2 separate regions of the Homo sapiens genome follow, and region 2 is linked to region 1. A link is a loop called in an ENCODE intact Hi-C map of the cell type or tissue named here. Cell type or tissue: PC-3. All regions are shown on one strand. Links, peaks and the distances in the headings refer to the core of each region. The heading gives the core; the rest is flanking DNA. Region 1 overlaps EDIL3 (EGF like repeats and discoidin domains 3). Region 2 overlaps EDIL3 (EGF like repeats and discoidin domains 3).

The links. Hi-C counts contacts between places; a loop is a spot of excess contacts. Peaks named below come from ENCODE experiments on the same cell type or tissue, not always from the same donor. Only the 100,000 strongest peaks of a DNase experiment are listed, where the experiment ranks them.
Region 2: it touches region 1 in a loop (2.1-fold over the local background); 3 of 110 quality-filtered maps call a loop at or near these places.

The regions. Positions count from the first base shown.
Region 1 is chr5:84,359,180-84,372,055 of GRCh38, forward strand. The region is part of intron 1 of EDIL3 (EGF like repeats and discoidin domains 3); the gene reads right to left. Among named protein-coding and RNA genes, the nearest start is that of EDIL3-DT, 17 kb to the right of the region's middle. In PC-3, for the core only: no CTCF peak of the experiment used is centred there; no DNase peak of the experiment used is centred there; H3K27ac peaks cover 794 bases.
Region 2 is chr5:84,295,553-84,308,428 of GRCh38, forward strand. All of the region lies in intron 1 of EDIL3 (EGF like repeats and discoidin domains 3), which reads right to left. Among named protein-coding and RNA genes, the nearest start is that of EDIL3-DT, 80 kb to the right of the region's middle. In PC-3, for the core only: no CTCF peak of the experiment used is centred there; a DNase peak (open chromatin) is centred at 6,179; H3K4me3 peaks cover 723 bases; H3K27ac peaks cover 1,275 bases.

The DNA of each region.
Region 1 (12,876 bases), core at 2,118-10,117:
CCATTTATTTGATGAAAACATTACCACACGTATCTGCCTATATAGCATTGTCATAAATTGTGCAAAACAGGTATATCCAATACAGCAAGAATTTTGGATAAATGTCATCTCTAGTGCCCAAATTTGCCCAACATTTGGTCAGATAAGTATTTAACTAGATAAATGATTTATTACAACATATTACTAATATTAAATGTACAAGTACAAATAATATTTGTAAAATATGCAATTTTATTCTGAAATAAATAACAAACACAAGACTTAAATTTTAACAGTTTGGTCCTCTAATGGCTTACATGGTTCATGCATGATTGCAATTTTAAATGGGTTGGGAATCCCAACAACCTGTAAATTGAAAATAAATTTGCCTTCTGATGATGGTTAAATTGTAAAATCTCTACAGACTGAAAAGATTGACTTTTAGACTAGCTAGAATTGACTTGAAACTAAGGGAATCTATTACTATATCTAAAGAAAGAATGTGCCAATCAAAATGTTTTGGTGGATGAACAGGATGAGGAAACGGGGTTATTCAGCCATTAAAGCACCAAAATCTGAAAAGTAGAAAGACTAACCATGGCACTGCCCAGACAAAACACTATCTGAGAGAATAGGAACTGCAGCACAGTCTATGGGGCAGGTGTAGCCAACTGCAGTCAGACCATTTTAGCTCCCTACCATTCAACATTCAACTCACGCAACTAAACTCCTCTTTTCCAATTCATGAATAAATTCACTAGAATTCTCATGTCTCTTTTCATATCCTTAAAGATTATAATTACCATTATGGAATTAAAAATCTATATTCTCATATCATACTTTTTGAATTATGTATCCCTGGGAGGTCACACCTAGGATATGAATCTGTTCTCAGTACACTGACCAAACCATGTTTCTATGACTTAAAGATTAAACTACTACTACCACACTGAAACTACTACCGAGTGGGAGCAGCTCAAAACCAGTGGATCAGGAGAGTTGAAGATTTGAAGGAGAGTGGTTAAAGAAAGGGGAAAATTATGTTTGCTGAATAGAAGGGTAGGAGAAGGTGGGAGGAGAAAAGGAGAGATTTTATGAGGTCAAAGAACAGGTATTGCAGCGGTCACTGAGTAATTCAGAATCTAATTGCTTTTCAACAGTTTGGACCTTACAGAAATATGTGAGAAAATATAGGAACAATCTTTTTGTACAGCCTTCCCTGAGTTCAATTAATTCAGTCAGAATGTAGATCATTTACTTAAATACCGAAGTTTGACAAATTAAAGGCCAAGGTGTTTGAATCCTGGAAATACATTCAATTCCCCCCAAAACATCTCTTAATAAAAAGTGAGCAAACAAATTGAATGCCCTTTTCAATCATTTCCTATTAGATTAGTAAATAAGGAATAAGTAATGCCATCACTTGTGAAGGTTATCACCTCCAGTATGGTAATTACCAAAATGAAAACTGGAGTAAACATGGAAAGGAAAATAGACCTAGGAAAATATGAAAGTAGAACCTGGTATACATCCAAGAAATCTTATCACATATTGGCATGGCAAAAAGTGGTCCTTTAGGAAATTCTGATTTCATTTCACTCTAATCATATGTGATATATCCAAACTGAGGAGACAGTGGGTGTAAATATATTGCTAGTATTGGCATCTCAAACAGAAAGAATGCAAATATCATTTCCAATAATCCAAGCAAGTGTTTAATTATCTTACAAAATAACCAAAAAATGTTTTCAAAGAATGTCTTATAATTATATAGCAAAATTCTTCTGGGGGTATTTTTTCTTAAAATGTTCTAGACACCATATAACATATTAAATATTTTTCCATGTGCTAAAAAGATGCTAGCAATGAGTAGCTCAGAAACATATATCTTGCCTGTTCCCTAAGTCACTTATTCACCTGCCTAAGTTGATTCTGCAAGTGAGCGTTAATAAAAAAAAGACAGACAAGCGATGGTTGTGATGATGATTCTTGTTTTACCTATTTAAAAGAAAATCTCATTAGTTTGGATTTGCTTCAAGTGTGAACAAAAATGGAATCAGTCTAAACAAAAAGATTCTGATGATACCACCATTCTAGGTTAAGGTCATTACAACACACACACACACACACACACACACACACACACTTCAGATTTCTAAAGCAAGATGAATGTCTTGCTATACAATGTTTTCTTGAACTGTGAAACTGACTATTCAATAAAAATCTGGGAATAACTATAACTATCAATATTTTTATAAATAGAAGAGGCACTTATTTATGCAAAATGATTGAAGTGCAACCCTTACTTCAAAAAGAATATGATGATCATAGGTACTCTAATTTTTTTGGATTCCATTAACTATTGCCCATTCTTTAAAAGATTCTATTATTTTAGATTTAATAGGTTAGATTGCTATAAATCTGTTTATTTTTCTGGAAACCTACATATCTTACTGTACTTATTTTAGTTTGTAAATGTCATTATTTGAAATGTTGACTTTTTTTTATACTATTATCTAGTGTGTTATAAAAACATTAATAAAAGTTTTCTGGGAATTCAATTGGTCTATCAAGTATACCGTATAAACAAAGTACTTTTGTAAGCACTGTGAGGCATACCAAAGTGCTGAACAATCTATATCCTTTATAACTTACTTTGTGTTTTAAAACAAAGTAATGTATGAGTAAAGAGACAACTAATGTGATAATGCTTTATATTTTATAAAAGAACCAACCGATTATCTAAACATAATAGTCTAATAACCCAAAATGCAAGCCATAAATACTCTTTGACTACACATGAGTTTTCTGCATGTGGCTTCATAGATGCAGTCTGAGTAACAATAACAAGTTTATGCAGATACATAATAAAATGAACTTAATGTAGAATACATATAAGCCAACTTCCCAAAAGAGCAGTAATGCCAAAGAAACCCAGTTTTAATTATAAACATATATTAACAGGTTTCCTAAAGTGGTTTCCATTTTAACTTTTGGAATAGCAAATTTAAAAGATGTAACAGCATCTTTTGCTTTATTACACACCTTTGTTATTAGTGCAACAAAAGAAAGAACAGTGTGTAAATTCCTGGAGTACAACCAAATGAGTCATCTATTCAATTTGCTTTAATTTTCTTTAGTAGGAGAGTCAGGGAACTATTACACCATGTGAATAAGGCTTACATTTTTAAATTGTATCTTCCTCATTGTCAGTATCTTTCTAAGATTTTCTGAATCAAATAAAATGGCTGATTCATGCTACATTGCATGAATATGAAGTTCTCCTATTAACTAGCATGGACTGATGGTTTACATTCCTAATATGTCCAAATGACTTCAATATCATTTTTATAATGCAATTACATATTAAAATGCATATTTTCACATTGATAATGCCAACATAAACAAACCTGAGAAGTCCCTGTTAAAGTTGGTATGTTCCAATTGCCTGGGCTTATATTCAAGGCTTTGTGCATAGTAATTGACTGCACAAACAATTCATCCTGGAAGAGTTCTTCATGCCTCTTATTATCCCCAAATCAATTGACATAATTTATAACATATTCTCAATTAAAGTTAAATCAGAAACCTGAAACCTCCAACTCTAGATTGGTTTACTATGTAGCTGTTATCAGTAGCAACATTTTAAATATTTCAAAAGATACTCTTGAATTATGGGAAATACAAAACAAAATAAATAACTTGCTTAGAAATAATAATAAAAAATTAGTTTAAGATGATCTATGTCACTTCCCAAAGAACAGACAGAAATTATTTTAGCAACAATTTTATGTTTTTGTTTTTCTGTTTGTAAATTTGACTTCCAAATGCATTTATTTTTTGATAGCAATGAGTATGTAACCTATATTACTAACTGAAGAGGTAATTTAATGTATTTATTCTACTTTAAGTATATACCTTTATAATAAAGTATTAATAACTTTTGTATAAATATATATTTACAGTTCCTAGAGGGAAAATCTCAATAATGTCATTGCATTTTGGGTTGGAATCTTAGTTAATTCTTGTATTGAAAGGTATAACCAAAAAATTGCTAATTCAGGCTGAGGCAGGTCGATCAGGAGGTCAAGAGATTGAGACCATCATGGCCAACATGGTGAAACTCTGTCTCTACTAAAAATACAAAAATTAGCTGTGGTGTGTGCCTGTAGTCCCAGCTACTCGGGAGGCTGAGGCAGGAGAATCGCTTGAACTCGGGAAGTGGAGGTTGCAGTGAGCCGAGATCGCGCCACTGCACTCTAGCCTGGTGACTGAGCAAGACTCTGTCAAAAAAAAAAAAAAAAGAGCTAATTCAAAAATAAGTTATAGTCCATATATGATTTTGAAATTGAGCTTTTTAGAAACAAAGTCAAACATGTTTTTTCTAGAAACAATTCCATAATATTGGCTAAAATATTTTAAATAGTGCAACTGATACTGTATTAAAGGAAATTTAAGTTAATCTCATTTTTGTGCACAGGCATTGGAACCTGAAAAAATTGAAATTTTGGGTCACAGAAACATAGCAAGAGGTAAGATGCCTTATTCTTTTAGAGGTGACAATTTTTTCATGATGGTGAGTGACTAATTTAACTTCTTGACTGTATAAATTTGTATGGATAAAAATTAATTTTCTAAGCCAACAACTTCTAGATCTCAACTGGAGATAAAAAAAATTGGAGAAATCAGGGAAATATGGGGACATCAGATATAAATATACTCATTTTAATATATAAGCATTGTTCATATTTTGATCATCGCTTGGGTTCTCACAAATCACTGACTATATATCAGGTTTGTCATCAATTCTTAGTGTGCTTGTGTTCATTTTCAAAATAATTGTCATCAAGCGTTTTCATGACATCTTAATGGGTACAGTAAAATATACAAACACAACCAAGGGAAGATTATAGAAGAAGTGAAATTGTCACTACTTCCAATTTTGCCTGATTCTATAAAGGTATAAAAGACAAATTAAGATTTTGAAGCTACAACCAAAACAGACAATGTAAGGCAGTTTTCAGGTTCTGAAATCATTTCCTGTGTATTGCTTCATTTTTATCTTGATCATTACATATGCCAAAAAGACAAGTAGTGGAGAAGCTACGGTCTCTATTTTTGCCAAATAAGGGAATTGAGGCTTGGAATTCAGAATTTGCCCAGTCACAAGGCAAGTACTTGTTAGAGCCAGAATTGTCTTTTGATACCTAAACGAATTCATATTGCTTTGGAAATTGTTACACAGATACATGCTACAGATGCAGAGTTATACAATCCTATACCTACATGAGATTGTGTATATAAACAATTGCAGTAGGTAGCATTCCAGATCTCCATGATCTTCATCCCTTGATGTTATACCCATTAAATATGTCACATTACCTGGCAAAAGGGATTTAGCAAATACAGGTAAGACTCCTAATCAGCTAACCTTAAAATGAGAAGATAATCCTAAATCTGCACATTACAATTGTTCTTTTATGGGGCCATTTATATAGTACCCCAAATAATGTTTTAAATTATGACTTTATTTTTAAAAATTAATATATTATATATACATGATAAATCTCACACTACATAAATTTCATATGGAATCCTGCAACAGGTTAATTTTAGTTATAAATGTTGTTACTTTAGAAATAGGTACAAATTGATACAAATTAGCCTAGCAATTTTCTAACCCGAAACTTTAATACCTATTTTTTAATTCATCCAAACCACTTAATTAATCTCATATATATTTTTGGTCTGTTCTTTGGGAAACCATAGAGTGTTATACCAATCCTTAAAACATGTTTGTATATTTATGTCTTATACTTAACTTAAATATCTTCTCTAATGGAAAGTATTGGGTTTTGAGGGGTTGTTGCTGTTCGCTTGTTTTGAGAGGAGGAGGTAGCAAAAATAAATTATTTAAAATGCAAACAATTATTGTATATTAAAATCTTAAGTGCAATATGCACTTATTTTTTATTCATTTTTGAGGTATATATGATATTTAAATAAATTTGAACTGCTAAAAGATAGGAAGTAGTAAAGAGTTTTCTGAATACTAAGTACTGAACACAGAAACAACCAGCCATGAACTAGTAGATTACAAAAAACTTTCATGCTCATGGCCACCTTCATTTTAAAATCCAGTTCTGTTGCATAGAAACTTAGCTCTAAAACAAGAACATATTCCAATTGTTTTTCATTTTAACATCCTGAGTTCCACCTTTAAAAAATCTTCCTTTTATACCATATTTACAATTAAGACCTCTAAAGCAAAATGTAAAATAAAAACAACCTTAGATATTTTAGTAGTTTCTGTTATAAGTTATAAATCAAGACACAACTTATAGTCTATCTTCAGAATGGAAAGTAAGCACATCTAGGTGGAAAGAGTAAAAAGAAAGCAGAGACCACCTGATGACTTAGGAGACATTAATTAATATTCTGTTACAGTCAAGTACTCCCCAAATGCAATAATTTAAAGTCAGAAACATAATAAAAACATATATCATATCAATTCTAGGATTGCTAACCTTTGCCAATCAGTGAATTTTTCAGAACATTCCAGGTTCCTATATCTTGCCTATACCATTCTCTTTTGGATTGTGTCTCAGAATAACTTTCCCCTTTTAACAGCCAGACCACAATTAAGAAAATAATAATACCAGATGTTTATTGAGGACCTGTATTGTGCCAGCATTTGTAAGCACATTACATGGGTTATTTCTTTTAATCTCTACAACAGCTCTATTAGATTGCTATTGCTTTATCCACACTCGAGGAATGAGGAAACAGGTTATGTATATAACCTCTAAAAGGTATCAGGGCAAATAAATGTTTCATCCAGGATCCAATTCCTAGTCTATCTGATTAGAAAAATCTTTCTCTTAACCAATACAATACACCAACATGCCAGAAAGTTATAGCTCAAAGACTGAAGTCTTTTTGATAAGTATTTTGCCAAAAAGTAAAAAAATATATATAAAATAAAATAAAGAAAAACAACAGTTTATTAACCAATTATTTTTCTAAAATCAGAATGTGTACCAAGTATTGTGCTACAGCACTGGAGATACTATACTGTCGCCACCAGCACCACCACCACCGTCACCATCACCATCATCATCATGATCATCATCATATCCATCATGGGCCACAGATATGGTTCTATGCACTTAACCTCTATTAAACCCTTAAAATAACCTTACAAGTCAGGCTCTATTATTATCCCCGTTTTACACATGAGAAAACCAAAGTTAGTAATCCGTTGAAGCAGAAAATGTGACTCTTGAAACCTAGGAGCTTTACTTTGTCTAATGCTTACTTCTTTACTTCATAGTTACCATTCTCTATGTAGATTTCTGTGATCTGTTTTGTACATTTTTCTTTCACATTATTCTATAAATATGTAACTCTCTATGAACATTTTAATGGTACATATAATATGTGCTAATAAATTAGAAAATATTGTTAAACTGTTCTATTGTATCAGAAATGATAAATTATCAAAAACGGAAAGGGGATAACAAGAAAGTATTCCACTAACTACGAAAGACTCTAGAAACAGTATACACAAAAGTACCCACCAAACAGATCAGACTGCTAGTAGGTGAGTTATTTCAAAACTTAAGGAACAGAAAACTCATGCAGTATTTAAAGTGTTTCAGAGAAGAAAAGCTCCCCAAGTAATTCTATCCGTCTGGCATTTTTTCCAATACCAAGCTTAATAAAGTTAGTATAACATGTCATTTATGAAAATAGATGCAAATGTCCCAACAAAAATATTAGCAAATTACATTCAGATATATTTTAAATAATTATCCACAATGGCACAAACATATAACAAAATACAATAGTTAAAACCAAGTACTACTGACACACTAATAGAGAAGTAGCTTAATAAATAAGTCCCTGAAAAGATGCAAATTATATCATAGCATTTAGTGTATAATACATGTTTCTTTTTCTAACAGTTGTTTTAAGTCATGTGGGGAAGCACAGATAACAGTTTGGTAGGAAAAACAAATAGCATTTCTTATACTCTTAAATATAATGCCAACAGCAGAAATCATAAAGGGAAACACAAGCATATTTTATAAAATAAATCTGTTTTAAATTTAATGACTTTTTTTTTTTGAGACAGGGTCTTGCTCTGTCACCTCCCAAGCTGGAATGCAGTGGTGTGATCACAGCTCATTGCAGCCAACTTTAACAACTTTTAACAAACATAGTAAGTGCAATATAAAGGCAAATAAAATGTGAGAAAACATATTTGCAATACCTCACTTCCTTAATATTTTTGAGCAATGAGACTGAATCTCAGCACTCAATATAAAAAGGGAATCTGAGCTAGGAGCGGTGGCTCATGCCTGTAATCCCAGCACTTTGGGAGGCTGAGGCAGGAGGATCACTTATGGTCAGGAGTACAAGACTAGCCTGGCCAACATGGTGAAACCCTGTTTCTACCAAGAATACAAAAAATTAGCTGGGCATGGTGGCACATGCCTATAATCTGAGCTACTTGGGAGGCTGAGACAGGCGAATCCCTTGAATCCAGGAGGCAGACATTTCAGTGAGCCGAGATGGCTCCAGTGCACTCCAGCCGTAGATGATGGAGCGAGACTCTGTCTAAAAATTTCTACCCCATCCTTTCAACCAACTAGATAATTTGCTTGTTTATTTTCCGTTTCTCTCCATTACAATATAAGCTCTATGTGAGAAAAGATTTTCAGCTTTTTGATCACTGTAATTTTGGCACTCAAAACACTTCTTACATCTGTCTGAGTTTAATAAAATGTTGTTGAATAAGTACAACTATAAGGTGAATGGATTCCCAGAAGATTCTGAAGTAGGAAGCACCAAGAATCTGCCTCCCTACCTAGGCAAAAATTGCACTGGCAGAATTTGTCTGATGTAACTATTTTGAAACTCTGGAATCTATTGAGGGCTTGAAACTTTCAGAGGATGCTTTTTTACAAAAAAATTTTAAAGACCATCCTAAGACCATATGAAATCTTGAAAAAGAAGAACCAATCTGGAGGACTCACACTTCCTTATTTTAAAACTTACTGCAATGCTACAGTAATCAAAACAGTGTGGTCTGACACGAAGAGAGACATAGAAACAAATGGAATAGAATAGAAAGCTCAGAAATAAAGTTTCACATATATGGTGAGAGGATTTTTGACAAGCGTGCCAAAGCCATTCGATATGGATTGTCAATGGGGAAAGGACAGGTTCTTCAACAAATGTTGCTGGTAGAACTGAATATCCATATATAAAAGAATGAAGTTGAGCACTTACCTACATCGTATACAAAAATGAACTCAAAATAGATCAAATATAAATCTAAGATCTAAAACTTCAAAACTCTGAGAAGACAAAATAGGGTAAAAATTTCACAACATTAGATTTGGCAATGATTTCTTTGATATGACACGAAAGGCACAGGCAACAAAAGAAAAAATAAGCAAATTGGACTTATAAACATTAAAAAGTTTTGTATATCCAAATAAACTACCACAGAATAAAAAGGCAACCCACGGAATGAGAAAAAAAATTTGCAAAACATATCTGATAAGGAATTAATATCCAGAATATATAGAGAACTTTAAAACTCAACAACAACAAAAACAACTCGATTCAAAAATGGGCAAAGGAATTGAACAGATGTTTTCCCATAGAAGATATACAAATGGCCAATAAACACATGAAAAGATGCTCAACATCACTAATAGTTGGGAAAATGCAAGTCAAAACTAAAATGAGATACCATTTTACACTAATTAAGATGACTACTGAAAAAATAAAAACCTAAAAAGCATAAAATAAAAAGTGTTGTAGAGTATGTGCACTCTTGGTGGGGATGTAGAATGCTATAGCTGCTGTGAAAAACACTATGAAAGTTCCTCCAAAAATTAAAAATAGAATTACCATAGAATCCAGCAATTACATTTCTGGGTATATAACAAAGGAATTGAAAACAGACTCTGAAAGGGATACTTGTGAAGCCATGTTCATAGCAGCATTATTCACAATAGCAAAAACTTAGAATATATATGTATATATAATATATATAAACATACACACACATATAAATATACACACACATATAAATATACACACACAACATATGCATACATATATACATACATACCACAAGGGAATAGTATACTATTTTGCCTTAAAAAGGAACGACAACACAACATACACATACATACATATATAAACAAAGGAATTCTATTTTGCCTTAAAAGGGAAGAACATTCTAACGTATGCTACAAAACAAATGAACCTTGAAGACATTATGCTAAGTGAAATAAGCCAGTCTCACAAATAAGGTATGATTCCATTTACATGAGGTACTTAGAGACTTAGAGTAGTCAAAATCACAGAAACAGAAAGTAGGATGGTGGTTGTCAGGGGCTGGGAAGAGGGAGAAATGGGGAATTATTGTTTAATGAGTATGGATGGGGTTTCTGCATTACAATATAAAGAGAATTATGGAGATGGATGGTCATAATGATTGCACAACATTATAAATGTATTTAATATCACTAAACTGTACACCTAAAAACATGATTGACATAGTAAATTTCATGTTATGTGCATTTTACTATAATAATTAAATTGAAAATTAAACCCCCAAACGCTGTATGATATGATCCATTTTATGGTTAAACATATACTTAAAGATACTTATTTAGCTAAACAAGTCTCAAAGTACAGACGCCAATATGTCATCATTATACCTTTTCATCAATGAGTGTATACTTGCTTATGGGTTACAAAATACTTGAAATTTTAAAACAAAGACTAGAAATTAACTGCCTTTCCTCAAACCAAACAACGATAATTGCCAAAGCCTTTTTCTTAACACATAAACAGGAGCAAAGTATTAGATTTTACAGTTTTTATTTTATACACCTTTTTCCATTCTATACCTTTTTAGAAAGATATGTCTATTTTAGACTTTTAGATTTAGAAGTGGAAATCACACAATTACCAGGGTCTCAAACATGTAAATTGTTTCAGAACTATTGAGGCATTTAAGAAAGGTAGAAATACAGTTGCCTAAAGGGGAATAAATAGCAGTTTGCAGTGACATACAGATTGTCATTACACAAACAACTCTAAACAGAGCTGTTTAGAAGGTTCTCAGCTCCTCGGCAGACACAGTTCCCAGGTGTTGTCTCTTCCCCTCTGCCAAGTACTTCTGCTTTTAGCAGGTGTGACTGCATGGTGGGAGGAGGGAAAGAAGTTATGCTTGGAGGAAAGTTATTGCTGCTGGAGCTGATGGGAGTAACTGTCAGGGCACTGCGGCAATTAGTAGATCAGAGGGCTACCTGCAGCTCCTCCATATGATAATTAAAAACACCACTAAGTACTTTGTTTTTGTTGCACATACTTTTCCTGTCAAACCTGGATAATAAAATAAATAAAGTTTACTGTCTAGCTCCCATATAGTATTAAAAGTATTTTATTGTAATTTGGCAACCACAGATAAAACCTGAATCTTCCTTTTAAACTGTTTATAAATTAGACAGCTATGGAAACAGTAGGTCACTTAATCTATTCAGCTCTTAGAGTTTGCCACTACTAAAGTATTTATTGCTTTTTAATAATGTACCATTTGTACCATGATTCACAAGTCAATGCATCAGTGCATCAAGTAGATAACAATTTATTAAATAACTTAATGGGTCTATCAAAGGAACACATTTTTAACGATAAAAAGATGTATATACCAGCAGAGTTGTTCTTCATGCATGCATGCATGCATGCATAAAGTCAGAAAATAAATATTAACTGAGTGCCTACTATATGTAAGGTACCACGTTTGGAGCTGGGTATACATTAAGGAACAGAGATATTCTTCCTGCCTTCATCAAGCTTACAGTCTATTGGAAATAAGATAAAAAATAAATGAGCAAATAAATGATTATATAACTATGATTTTTGAAAAGTGTTATAATATATTTAATAATGGTACAGTGACAGAATAATAACAGGGAAATATGATGTGTATGTAAGTGTGTGTGTGAGCATGAGTTACTTGGATAAGATGACCAGAGAGAGATTCTCCCAGGCTGTGCAGTTTAAGCTGAGGGATGAGTTAGAAACAGAAAATCTGCAACATATAGCAAGAGATACATATAGATAAAAAGTATATATATATATATATATATATGTGTGTGTGTATATATATGTGTGTATATATGTATGTGTGTATATATATGTGTGTATATATATGTGTGTATATGTGTATATATATGTGTGTGTATATATATATATATATAGAGAGAGAGAGAGAGAGAGAGAGAGAAAGAGAGAGAGAGAGAGAAAATAATTTCAAGAAGATCATGAATACTTAAAGACCCCCTACCAATATGAAATAAAAAAAGCTAAGGGCAGAAATTTGTGTGTTGCATTATTATTTAGTACATATGTACATGATAAAAAATAACAATAAATAGCATAATAATATTATGTGTAAGAAATGAAGTTAGGTTACTCCATATCTGAGGGGAAAGCATATCTCATATAATAGAAGTAAGAATTATACTAAATAAAGAATGAAAAAAATAAGTAAAATTCCAGTGAAGGCAAATGCAGCATAAAATTATGAAAAATAATATATATTCTACCTACATATCATTTGAAAATGTGTGGCCTGACAGAAAAAATTAACTAGCAAAACAATAAATTAAACAATAAACCATCACTTCCTATCTTCTTATTCATTCCCTTTAGAACCCCAATTCAAACTTTCAGTCCCACCACGATCTATGGATCCCATCACTTTTTGATAGTACTCATTTTATTAGTGCCAGAGATGGGAAAAGAACTTTAGAGACTATCTTAGTTTGAGATTTAATGTTAATTTAAAGATTAAAAATTCAG
Region 2 (12,876 bases), core at 2,877-10,876, 63 kb before region 1:
TTTTCCTAAATATAATGACTGACTTCTGAGAGCTAATCAGAGTTCACTGCTTCATTTCAAAAATAGCAGAGTAATAATATATAATATTAATTTAAACATATTACTCTTAAAAAACATAACTACAAGATTTTCCTAAACAACTTGCAACTTAATAATGCATACTGATATTAATTGCAATTGTTTATATACAAAAACTTGGGTTGAATTCTCTCTCTGTGTTGCTTAACTGTTATACACACACCATTTGCTATGTTTTAATGGAAGCATTTTGAATACCCAAAGACATGTTTTTAATTGATGAACAGTGACTCAGGTTGTCAGCAATCATATAGGAAGGAAATTATAGGTTATTACAGGCATGTGACAGAAGTTACCATATTTTTCCTTCAGAGTTTGGTTCTAACACTTTGTATTTTGGCCAAATTTGTAGTTACTTTACCTTTTCTAGCTTTGATTTCTGCATTGGCAAAATGGGGATAATTAGAGTTACTATCTCTATTTGTTGTTATAAAGATAATTGTATACTACACAAAAGCAACAAACTTTGTATCTGACACATAGTAGGTGATTTGTACACATCAGTTACCTACTTTTTTCTAACTCTAAGAAGGCTTAGGTTGTTACAGAAAAGTTACTAAAGTCTTTCCCTCTTTCCTCTCCCCAGGGAACCCCTCTTTCTTTCCTGTTCTATGTAGTACTTGGAGCTCCAGGCAGAGAAGTTCAACTTGCTAAGTAGGTGCCTTATTACTGTTGTATCAACATTCAATTTTAGATAGGTATTTTAATGATTTTGTAAGTAAAAGTTATATTCTAGAATAAATCAGTTCTATTCTGCATTTCCCACAGGATCTAGGAGAGTGGCACATACTCAGCAAATATTAAATACATATTTGGAAATTAAAATGAAACTAACTAAATCTTCCATCTAAAATGCACAAGATATTTATTACTCATTTTGAGAAAATATGTTTTTAAGCTGATCAAACTAGTATACAAGTTATTCTTTATGCTACCTAAATTTAAAACAGAAGAGAAGTTCAGGTTGATGTTTTATACCAAGCTAAACTTGTGTACAACTAAAGGAAACTGGTGCAGAAGCTCTTTAGTTTAATTAGATCCCATCTGTCAATTTTTGATTTGTTTCAATTGTTTTTGGCAACTTCATCATAAAATCTCTGCCATGCCTATGTCCTGAATGGTATTGCTTAGAGCAAAAGAAGCCATCATTAGAGTGATCAGACAAGCTACAGAATGGGAGAAAATTTTTACAATCTACCCATCTGACAAAGGTCTATTATCCAGAATCTACAAGGAACTTAAGCAAATTTTTAAGAAAAAAAACCAAACAGGTCAGGTTCGCTGGCTCACGCCTGCAATCCCAGCACTTTGGGAGGCTGAGACGGGCGGATCACGAGGTCAGGAGATCGAGACCATCCTGGCTAATATGGTGAAACCCCGTCTCCACTAAATATACAAAAAATTAGCTGGGTATGGAAGGGGGTGCCAATAGTCCCAGCTACTCAGGAGGCTGAGGCAGGAGAATGGTGTGAACCCAGGAGGCAAAGCTTGCAGTGAGCCGAGATTACACCACTGCACTCCAGCCTGGGCGACAGAGCAAGACTCCGAAAAAAAAAAAAAAAAAAAAGACACCATTAAAAAGTGGGTAGAGGACATAAACAGACACTTTTCTAAAGAGGACATATATGCGACCAACAAACATGGAAAAAAGCTTAACATCACTGATCATCAGAGAAATGCAAATCAAAACCACAATGATATATGATCTCATGCCAGTCAGAATGACAATTATAAAAAATTTCAAGAAACAACAGATGCTGATGAGGTTTCAGAGAAATAGGAATGCTTTTACACTGTTGGTGGGAATTAGTTCAACCATTGTGGAAAACAGTGCAGCAATTCTTCAAAGATTTAGAACCAGAAATACCATTTCTTGGGGTGAACAGACCCAACATCAGGTCGTGGGGGTGACGAATTCCGGCAGAGTCAAAGGAATGAGAAAAAGTCAGTTTGAGAGAGAAAAGTGGGTCCAGGGGACCATCGGGAGTTTATGGAGGCTGAGGAGGCTGAGAAGCCCCCGAGCTCTGGGAGCCCATGCTATTTATTGGTAATCCAACAAAGAAACAGGTGGTGAGAATGTGGGAATCAAAAGGGCCTGTTGCATTAAGGACATGATTTACAGCTGTGATGGTTTAGCAGTTTCTCTGCTACTTGAGATAATGGAGAGCAGGTTCTTTTAACTCAAGATACAGTCGATCCTGGGAGAGCAAGAAACAAGGAGCCAGCAAGTCTAGACACATTCCAGAGCCACGAGCCCTGGATTCTATCCAAGCCACTACAGATTTTATGCCCTGGGCTTAGATTATGGTGCATCAGGGTAGCCTTCCACCCTTTAACACAGAGCTTGGTGTTCCCAAAGCCCTCAAGGGGTTTTAGACCCCGGACCCCAGACATGTTCCAAGACTCTTTTACATTATGTCAGACATGCAAGCCCTGCCTCAGCTTCTCCCAACACTCAGCTTTTTCCAACACCATTTGAACCAGCAATCCCATTACTGAGTACATACCCAAAGGAGTATAAATCATTCTATTATAAAGATACATGCACGCGTGTATTCCTTGCAGCACTATTCACAATAGCAAAGACATGGAATCAACCCAAATGCCCATCAATGATAGACTGGATAAAGAAAATGTGGTACGTACACACCATGGCATACTATGCAGCCATAAAAAGGAATGAGATCATGTCTTTTGCAGAGCCACTGATGAAGCTGGAAGTCATCCTCAGCAAACTACCACAGGAACAGAAAACTAAACACTGTATGTTCTCACTTATAAGTGGGGGCTGACAATGAGAAGACATGGACACGGGGAGGGGAACAACACACACTGGGGCCTGTCAGAGGCTTGGCAGAGAGCATCAGGAAAAACAGCTAATGCATACTGGGCTTAATACCAAGGTGATAGGTTGATAGGTGCAGTAAACCACCATGGCACACGTTTACCTATGTAACAAACCTGCAAATCCTGCACATGTACCCTGAAACTTAATAAAATAAAAAAGAAACTTCTCACCAGCCTCCCTTCTCACCCACTTAAATGTGGCAACTGGCTAGATTACTACAGGGAAACTGCTCTTGCCAAAATCATATATAATCTCCTTATTGTGAAAGCGATGTCACACCTTTGTTCTCCTCTCAAATTGAACAAAATTGACTTCTCCATTCTTGACAACACTCTGTTCCCTTGGGTGCCACCATCCACAGGGTTCCTCTCTTATCTGATTCAATGCTGATTCGGTCTTTTGTGGTTGGGGCGCATCAAGGATCAGCCCTGTGGCTGCTTCTTCATCCTCTACTACATCCTCTCTAGGCCACCTCACATAGCCTCATTTGCGAGCTGCTTACTGACTGCTCTAACATCTTTAATCTCCAGCAAAGAAGGGAGCCATAACCCGCAGCTAAAACTGAAGACCTGGTGCTGAGAAATGAAATACTGTGAAGGACAACTTGGTACAGAATATTCTGTAAGTAGGTTGCAGTGTAGGTAAGAGAGGACTACCTCTGGAACACACCACGAGGACAGGTATAATCCCCATTAAACATAATAGGAATCCAATGACCAAAGTTGTTGAGCTAAGAGATAGTGGTATATACACATTTTTTAAAAAAATGATATAGGCTAATATCGAAAGAAGGAGCATGGAACTGGAAGTACCTAAAGAGCAGAATGGGAGTGTTCCCTCTTTTAGGACTCTCAGCATTATTTTTTATATTTTCTTTAAGCAACATGCATTATTACTTGAAGATATATGTAACCAATTAATGCAAGTATAAAACTCTGAAAATGCTTTCTTTCCTGAGATCCCCACTCCTCATAGATCCCTACAAACTTTTATACTGTCATTAAAGCTTCTCCAGCAGTTCTACCTCCTTAAATTACCTTTTTTCCCCCTATAATGGAAAAATCTTTTCTCTAACTTTTAAATTTATCCCCCACTGTCCCAACATAAACATAAACTTATATTCAATTGTTTCATTTTTGTGACTGTAATTATTGTTTTGTCCTTTTCTAAGTAGTCTCAATTTGATCTAGTTTTCATATGTACAAAGTTTCATTTTTCTTGGAGTTAGTAATTGCCTTTGTTTTAATGTACTTAATGACCTTTGTATGTATGTACATATGTATGTATAACCTCTATTTCAGTTAGATCTTAGAATGGATAGGAGGTGAACATATCTGATCAGTTAGCCACCTAATAAGTACCAATATTTTTGTTTGCCTGTAGAGCAATCATTATCAGCCCATAAATGTGGAACATTCTGAGTATCATAACATATTTGAAACTTGTGTTACCACATAAAATATGTATATTTTAAAAATCTACCATGTCTAGTCTGAATTTACCAACATTCCCAAGTATTAGTTTTCTAATGCTGTCATATCAAATTATCATGAACTGACTGGCTAATAACAAACATTTATTTTACTACAGTTCTATAGGCTTGACGTTTGGCACAGTACTCACTGGATTAATATCAAAGTGTCAGCAGGGCTGCATTCCCTTCTGGAGGCTAGGGGGAAGAATGTGTTTTATTGCCTTTCCATCTTCTAGAGGCTGCCTGCATTTCTTAGCTTTTGGCCCTCTTACATCAGCAACCTTGCATCTCTTTGACTATTCTCCCATAATCACATCCCCTCTCCTCTGAATTGAATTCAGGTGGGAATGGTTCTCTGATTTTAAATACCCAGGTGCTTAGGTTGGTTCCACCTGGATACTATAGGATGGTCTTCTTATCTCAAGGCCCCTTAGCCTTAACGACACCTGCAAAGTGTCTTTTGACAAAGGAAATAACTATTTGCAGTTCCCCTGCATTAGGAAAGATGGGCACATCTTTAAAAGACCATTATTCTGCCTACCACATCTACTATCATGTTGCAATCTTATCTATAAAAATGTTTAACAACACTGGATATGTTATATTCTCTGAAAAATTATTTTATTTCCTAAGTCAAACATCTATAATAAGTAATCAACTATGATGATACAGAAAGTGAAATGCATATTCTAACAAATAGCACAGAAATTCATCCTTAAGAAATATTTGTTAGTTAAGAATGACTATAAATAATAATTATATAAGTGCTTCCATTTATAATTGCCTCAAAACTACACTCTTAGGTAAACTGTATCTTCATACATAAACAAGGAAATAGACAAGGTTATGTAACATGATTAGAATCACAGAATTCTTAGATTGCAATATTTGTATACCATCATTAAGTGGTAGAAGCTAAACTAGACCTAGAATTTAGGTATGCTGACTCCAAGCCAAATATACATGCACACACAGACACATACACACACACACACACACACGTCTCATAAAATATTTTAAAAATTGTACAGAATCAGCTGGGCGCAGTGGCTCACGCCTGTAATCCCAACATTTTGGGTGGCTGAGGCAGGTGGATCACCTGAGGTCGAGAGTTCAAGACCAGCCTGACCAATATGGAGAAACCCCATCTCTATTAAAAATACAAAATTAGCTGATGTGGTGGCTCATGCCTGTAATCCCGGCTACTCGGGAGGCTGAGGCGGGAGAATCGCTTGAACCCTGGAGGCGGAGGTTGCGGTGAGCCCATATCATGCCATTGCACTCCAGCCTGGGCAACAAGAGCGAAATTCTGTCTCAAAAAAAAAAGAAAAAAAAAAAAGAAAGAAATGTATAGAATCATATGGAATCAGAAGTTAAAAAAAAAGTCAAATGCAAACTCCTGAAGCAAAATGAATTCAACTGCATGTACTATAAAAGATAGTTATTATGACAGGACAAATTTTAGACTTGTCAATCTCAAAATAATCCTGTTAAATCAAGTCCTATGTAATGGAGCATATTCTTATTCTTTTAAGCCTTAGTATTTGCTTGCTATCATGGGCGAAATACAGAAATGGAATGGTCAGCTCCTTCTTGCTAAAGTATGTCAGCCTCCATCTTATTATATAATCACAATTATCTTTATTTTGTCAAAAGCCTGTCATACTTTTAGTAAAGAATGAAACTATGGCTGCACAGTATCATGCTGCAGGCCACTGTGACTCATGACTTTGGAAAGCAATCATTAATCAAATAAATTTAAAAAACAAGATTCAAGCACTTCTGTTTGTGATGAGTTTTGCTTCTCCTTTTAAGGAATATCTCAGTAATTCCTTAGAACTGACTGGTCCAAAGTAAATAGAAAAGAGGAAGATGAAAAAGAAACAGGAATTCTAAGTATTTCTTCACCTAGGTTCAGATGTTTATATTTTTGCGTGATTTTTTTTCCTGACTAGAACTTCCAGAGTTTTCATCATATTATCAAAGTCCTGTGGGACACAGGAACTTAAAATCTATCTTGTGCTGACTTTAAATTGTTGCAGAGGCCAACATTAAAATAATGTTAAAAACCGATAAAAATATTTTTCTTTATAAAGAGTATTGACTATACACGTATATAGAAAGTATATCTTATACAAATCTGTCTCAAAAATCAGTCATTTAATGCAATTATAAACCTTACTGGTAATGCCTTGAGAAAATTAGTATTATCATGGAGCTTTCAATTTATTCTTTTATCAGCTCCATGTTAATGTTTTATTGCTTTTTTTTCTGCAGCTTACATTAGCACATTCATAACTAGATATGCTTTTTTAAATTCACGATCTCAATTATTTTATTTTATTGTTATTATTATTATTTTGAGACAGAGTCTCACTCTGTCGCCCAGGCTAGAGTGCAGTGGCACAATCTCGGCTCACTGCAAGCTCTGCCTCCCGGGTTCACGCCATTCTCCTGCCTCAGTCTCTCGAGTAGCTGGGACTACAGGCGCCTGACACCACACCCAGCTAATTTTTTGTATTTTTAGTAAAGACGGGGTTTCACTGTGTTAGCGAGGATGGTCTCGATCTCCTGACCTCGTGATCCGCCTGCCTCGGCCTCGCAAAGTGCTGAGATTACAGGCGTAAGCCACTGCGTCCAGCCCCAATTATTTTATTTTAAATGGAACCCTTATAGCCTTACAAGGTTTGGCATGGGTTTATCCTCTTCATTTCCCAAAAATGTCCATGAAATGTTATTTCCCAAAGTACTTCCTGTATTATCTATCTCTATTAAATGTTTTCTTTCCAGATAGTATCATCGACTTACTTGCTGGTGATTTGGGGCCCATGGAAACAATAGTAAAAACTAAAGTATTCAATCAAAGTAGAATGTGGAAAATCCTCAAAATTTATAGAGAAGACTGAGATCATCTAGCAGAAATAGTAAAAATATTTCATTCATTGCTTCCTATGTGATTTGCATTGTCTTCATGATGCTTACAATTTAGTTCAGAAGTTCCTAATTGAATCAAAATCAGAGAGAGATAGGTAGCTTCTGTTCTAAAGAGAATCATTCCACCTAACTTGGGATCTCATTCCTTGTTGTATCTAGAACATATCTTTGAGCCATTGGTTCTATCCTTTGTGTAATCTCAGAGAGTGGATCTGTACACTTGTCCTTTGTCCAAGTTGTCATTTTCCATTTTGTTTCAGTTATCTACTCTCTGCTTTCTTTCTTAGCTGTTTGGCCAGAATGCCCTCCACTCCGACTTCTCTTTACTATGTGTGATAGCTAAGAAATAGCTGTAGTATATTTGGAGTATTCTTTCTGTCACTTATGTTCTGGCTTCACAGTCATGACATCCCACTTGAGGGTAAAACACTAGCAGAACTAGAGAACCGAGAGCTACCACCACACCTGCAAAGCTGACTGCACTACTCATCCTCCCCTTGCTTTCCTAACCTGCATTCTAGCCATGCATAAACATGATAACAACTTTTGAAGTATAGTACTGTAGACTTTTTTGTCTTTTCCATTTTCCAAATTGTTAATCTGCCAACAAGTTGAATTACATTCATGGATTAGTCATTTACATGGATTAGTCATTCTGATTTCACGCGTACTAGTCTGCACTCCCCAATGAATTTAGAGATTAAAGGCAATGTGGGCATATAGAAAACAGTCATTATATTATTATATTTTACATTTGTGTTGAATAATTTTTAATTTCAAAAGTTAATAGTTAAAAATTATAGTGAATTTTCTAACAGTACAGAACAGTATATACAACATTTTGAATTCTCTTTTATTCTTCCAGCTCTTTAATTCCACTTCCCGGAGGCATCAACTTGAACAGCATGTCTCTCTCTCTCTCTGTGTGTGTGTGTGTGTGTGTGTGTGTGTGTGTGTGTGTGTTTGTGTGTGTGTGTGTGTGCATGCATGCCCACACATGTGTCTATGAATAAGTATTTGGGTTAAAGTGGATCATGCTATATATACCGTTTTACAGCTAACTTTTCCATTCTACAATATATTGCGAGAATCTTTCCATATCAATCCATATAAATTTATAATATTATTTTTAATGATTACAGAGTAATATACTCATTGGTGTGCACAAGCCACAATTTATTTAAACAGTTTGTGACTTTAAATGGTTTTTGAGAAAGCTACTTACTATAATGGTAAATATATGAAGATACAGAAGTAGATGGTATAGTAAATAATATAGCTCATCCTATATCCTGTCTTCACCATTGAGTAACAGGGGTGTTTCCTAGGTGAAAGCTGAACTGGTAACAAAATCTCTGGTTTTAACATAATGTAACATGTCTGATTAAATTTTTTGGTATATGTGAATAGACTGACAGGAATGTCAAGCTTAGGGTTTTCAACTCAAAGTCACCTAGGGTGCACCAAAATTGTGTGAGCTGGAGTATGGAGCTTTCTCAATGTGTTACAGAACATCTAGGGCATTTCTGTCATTTAGCTGACATGCACGACGGACCACAAAATGGTGAATGTCAGCTTGCATTTTGTAGTTTTGAACAGGCAGCCTCTATTCCACTTCTCTTGCTTTAATGAAGTTGACACAAGAATTCTAGAGAAAAAAGTTCTAGTTCTATGCATCCTGAATGAGTGTTTGAAGGTCAATTTTAGAACTTATTGTTACAAAGATCAATTAAGTATATGAGGTGAAATTATGTTTTGAATGTCATATAAAGGATCTGATGAATGATACATATTGTCTTGGGATAAGCCTAATCAAAATCCATTAATTGGTTTTACATATTTATGACTAAACCTTTGAAAAAGTTACTTAAAGGTGAACAAATCTAAGCAGACAAATACAACAATTGGATGCAAGCCAGGAAATCTTGAGCAAGAGGAAAACTTTCACTTTTTAAAATATAAAACTAAAGCCCTCACTTTATATGTGATGGCAATGCTTTGGAAATATATAAAAAGCAAGGATCTCCCTCAATAAAAATAAGTAAGTAGAATCTTCATCAATATAATCCCAGAGACAGGAAGATAGTTATTTTAATGTGATTTATTTAGCTAAAAGTAAATGTGAGGCTCTTGAGAGGGCAAACCACTGCATTAGAGAGTGATTTGGAACATTTTTTGCAAACTAACAGAATAAAATCAACTTCGGTATAAGAAGGTAAATAAAATCTAGCAGCCAAAGATAAAAATAAATCTAGAATTAACAAATCCAGGGCTTAAGCAGTAATTAAATAACCCAGATTTCACCCTTTTGTGATAGAACAGGTACATTTAAATGCTATTAACACTTTTTTTAATTCCATTGATTTCTCCATGGATACATATGTGAACAAATATATTAACCATCTCTTTCCTCTCAAATGGTAAAACTGTTTCTTTGGACCACTGTGCAACTAGTTTCTGGACCTACCATGTGTAACATTTGTTCCACAAAATTTAGTTCTTACCAGGTTTTTTGTAATCACTCCCAAAGGCTCATGTTAGTTCTATTGTCATTGATCCCAGGAGCCTTTTTAGATATAGGCTGTAATCCACTAGCTAAACGAAGCAAGTTTTCTCTAAAGCTCTCAGCAGAGTTTGATTTGGTGCTATGTTGCACAATTCCAAGCTGTGAGTTCTCCTGCTTATCAGTTAAAAATTAACTTTAAGATACAGGCCGAGTGCGGTGGCTCACGCCTGTAATCCCGGCATTTTGGGAGGCCAAGACGCGCGGCTCACAAGATCAGGAGACGGAAACCATCCTGGCCAACATGGTGAAACCCCGTCTCTATTAAAAATACAAAAAATTAGCCAGGCGTGGTGGCACGTGCCTGTAATCCCAGCTACTCGGGAGGCTGAGGCAGGAGAATTGCTTGAACCCAGGAGGCAGAGGTTGCAGTGATCCAAAATCATGCCATTGCACTCCAGCCTGAGCGACAGAGCAAGACTTGGTCTTAAAAGTAAATAAATAAATAAATAAATAAATAAATAAATAAATAGATAGATAAATAAATAAAATACACTGTGTGCATATTGTCCTTACTTTCATGTCATGTCCCCCCAGATTCTCTGATCTACAAATGAACAAATTCCTGTTCAGTCTTAAGGAGAAAAAAAAAAGTCTCTCCTTTAGGGATGAGGGTTCTATTCTGCCTAGGTTTCTAACTTTTTATGTAAAAGCATCAACGCATACTCAGGAAATTAACCTAGGAATAGTCATGAATGAGGCCTTCTAGCTATATTTTTTTCACTGTTGGTGGAGAAGTATTAGAATCAACTGTCAGGTAAGAAGGTCATTGGCTTAAGCTAAGCACTAAGCACTGGCTTGAAACAGAGGAGACCAATCACAGCTGCAACCAGCCTGAAAATGCATTTGGTGTGTATTCCTTTAAAGTCATAACATTTGGTTAATTTTAGAAAAAGGAACAAATTGAGGTTTAATGTTCATAATATATTTTTAAAAGTAGGACACACTTTATTAATAATACCATACTGGTAAATATTATTGTTATAAATAATGATGATTTTTTCCCACCTTCTGTGAACTAAATAGAATTTTCCCTGGGATCTGGGATTATGGCAAGTGGATGAATTCTATTCTACAGGCGAATTAACTACCACTGTTTCTTGACCAATACTGTTCAGATGGTATCAGTAAGTTTTAGAGCTTACCAGGTTTGTACTAAATCATGAGTCAAGTTTCAAACACAAATCAATTTCTAGTGAAAGCAATTCTGTCCCAGTGCCTCTGTTTTATTATTTTGTGATATGAAGATTGATAGCCAAAACTTTTAGAGTTGTAAAGCATGCCCCCTGAATAAGTCATTTCCTAAGATGATTTAATCAGCAGCTGTATCTTACGGAAAGTCACACTTTCCAAACTGAGCTGGTGATTATGCTTGTGCACTGGCTTTAAACCCCACCTTCACTACTCACCAGCTATGTGACCTTAAACAAGCATTTTGCCTCACTGGGCCTTATATAAAGTGATTCATGTAAAATGCTTCACACAATACTTGATACACAGTGAGTACTCAATAAAACTTAACTATTATTCATTTATTATTCCAGTATAATCAACTAACTACCAAGTGTCCATTTCTTGTGTACAAGATGCTAGAGACAGAAAAGACATAAATGATACTATCACAAAAGATATATGATCTAGTTAGGAAGGTACAATTGAAGAATGAACAGAAACGCAAGTGCACATCTGAAAATAAAAGATAAGTCATTCCAAAGTGAGTGATAGGAGAGAAGTAGGGTTAGTCAAAGAAGATTTCATGGAATAAGTGAATCCAATCCGCATCTTAAGTTAAATGAAGACTGCAGGCTAATGAAAATTGGGGAAGATGTTCTAGGCAAAGACAAATAAAAAAGTCACAGTGAAGAAAATTAACAACATGGGATGAGGAAGTGTGGTGCTGAGGTAATGTAAATAAGAGAAAATAAAGATGCTCCACAAAAATAGAAGAAAATAAAGAGGCCCAACAGAAACAGAGAGGTCATTTGCAGGAATGTTATATAAGCTGCAGTAATTAGGAAAAAGAAACTAGACAACTGCTACAAAAATAAACAATAAAAATCAGTATAGTTTCTGGGAAGAGAAAAATAACTTGTCAAAAATTACATTTGAAACATTGCGCCAGCAACTGTAGGCTGCATACATTGGGTCAAGGAAATACCAGAAGCACAGAGGTGGCAGGTGAAGTTCTTCAAGCAAACGAACTCTCTCTGAGGGAGTTATTAAAGGAAATAAAAGCAGAGAGCAAGGCCAAACTTGATGAAAGTCCACAATTAGCTGCAGCCTGTACAAGAGAGATATAAAAAATACAGGAGGAGAAATGAGAAGAAGGGGCATAATAAAGTACAGAAGAAAGTCTGGTCTCTAATGCACAGAGCAATGAAAAAATTGAGAAGAATATGAATTAGAAGGAGGGGGAGGCAAATTTGGGTTTGAAAATAGTTACTAGGGTAAAAACTGAAATCAGAAGGGTAGCTTGATGCCAGATCATGTAGAACTAGATCAATGTAGGATTCCTGCATTGTCCTTTTACTCAGTAAAAAATCTGAAGCAATCATGATTGGGTCTATATTTTAGAGATATAATTCTGCCCAACAGTATAAAGAAAATAATGAGGACAAAGCAAGTTGAAGGCAGGGAGATATTTAAGGGATCACCTACAAAACTCAGTGTGAGAGAAGTGGACATAGGAAAGAAGAGAAGAGGAATTTAAGAAAAATCTGAGATGTAGAATCGATATGATCTAGTGGCTAACAGGTCCTCTTAATTGCTGGTCTTTATTACAAATAAATTATCCAGTTTGGGCATAAAGAGGAAAGATTACAAAGCATTTGTTTTGAAAACGCTGAGTGTGAATGGCCTGGAGGATATGCAAATAGGCAGATACTAACTGGTATCTGGAATCTGGAAGAGAGAAGCAGTGATTGTTTGTAGGAAAGACTGTAAACCTTAAGGTGACATGCACATATAAATATTCCTAAT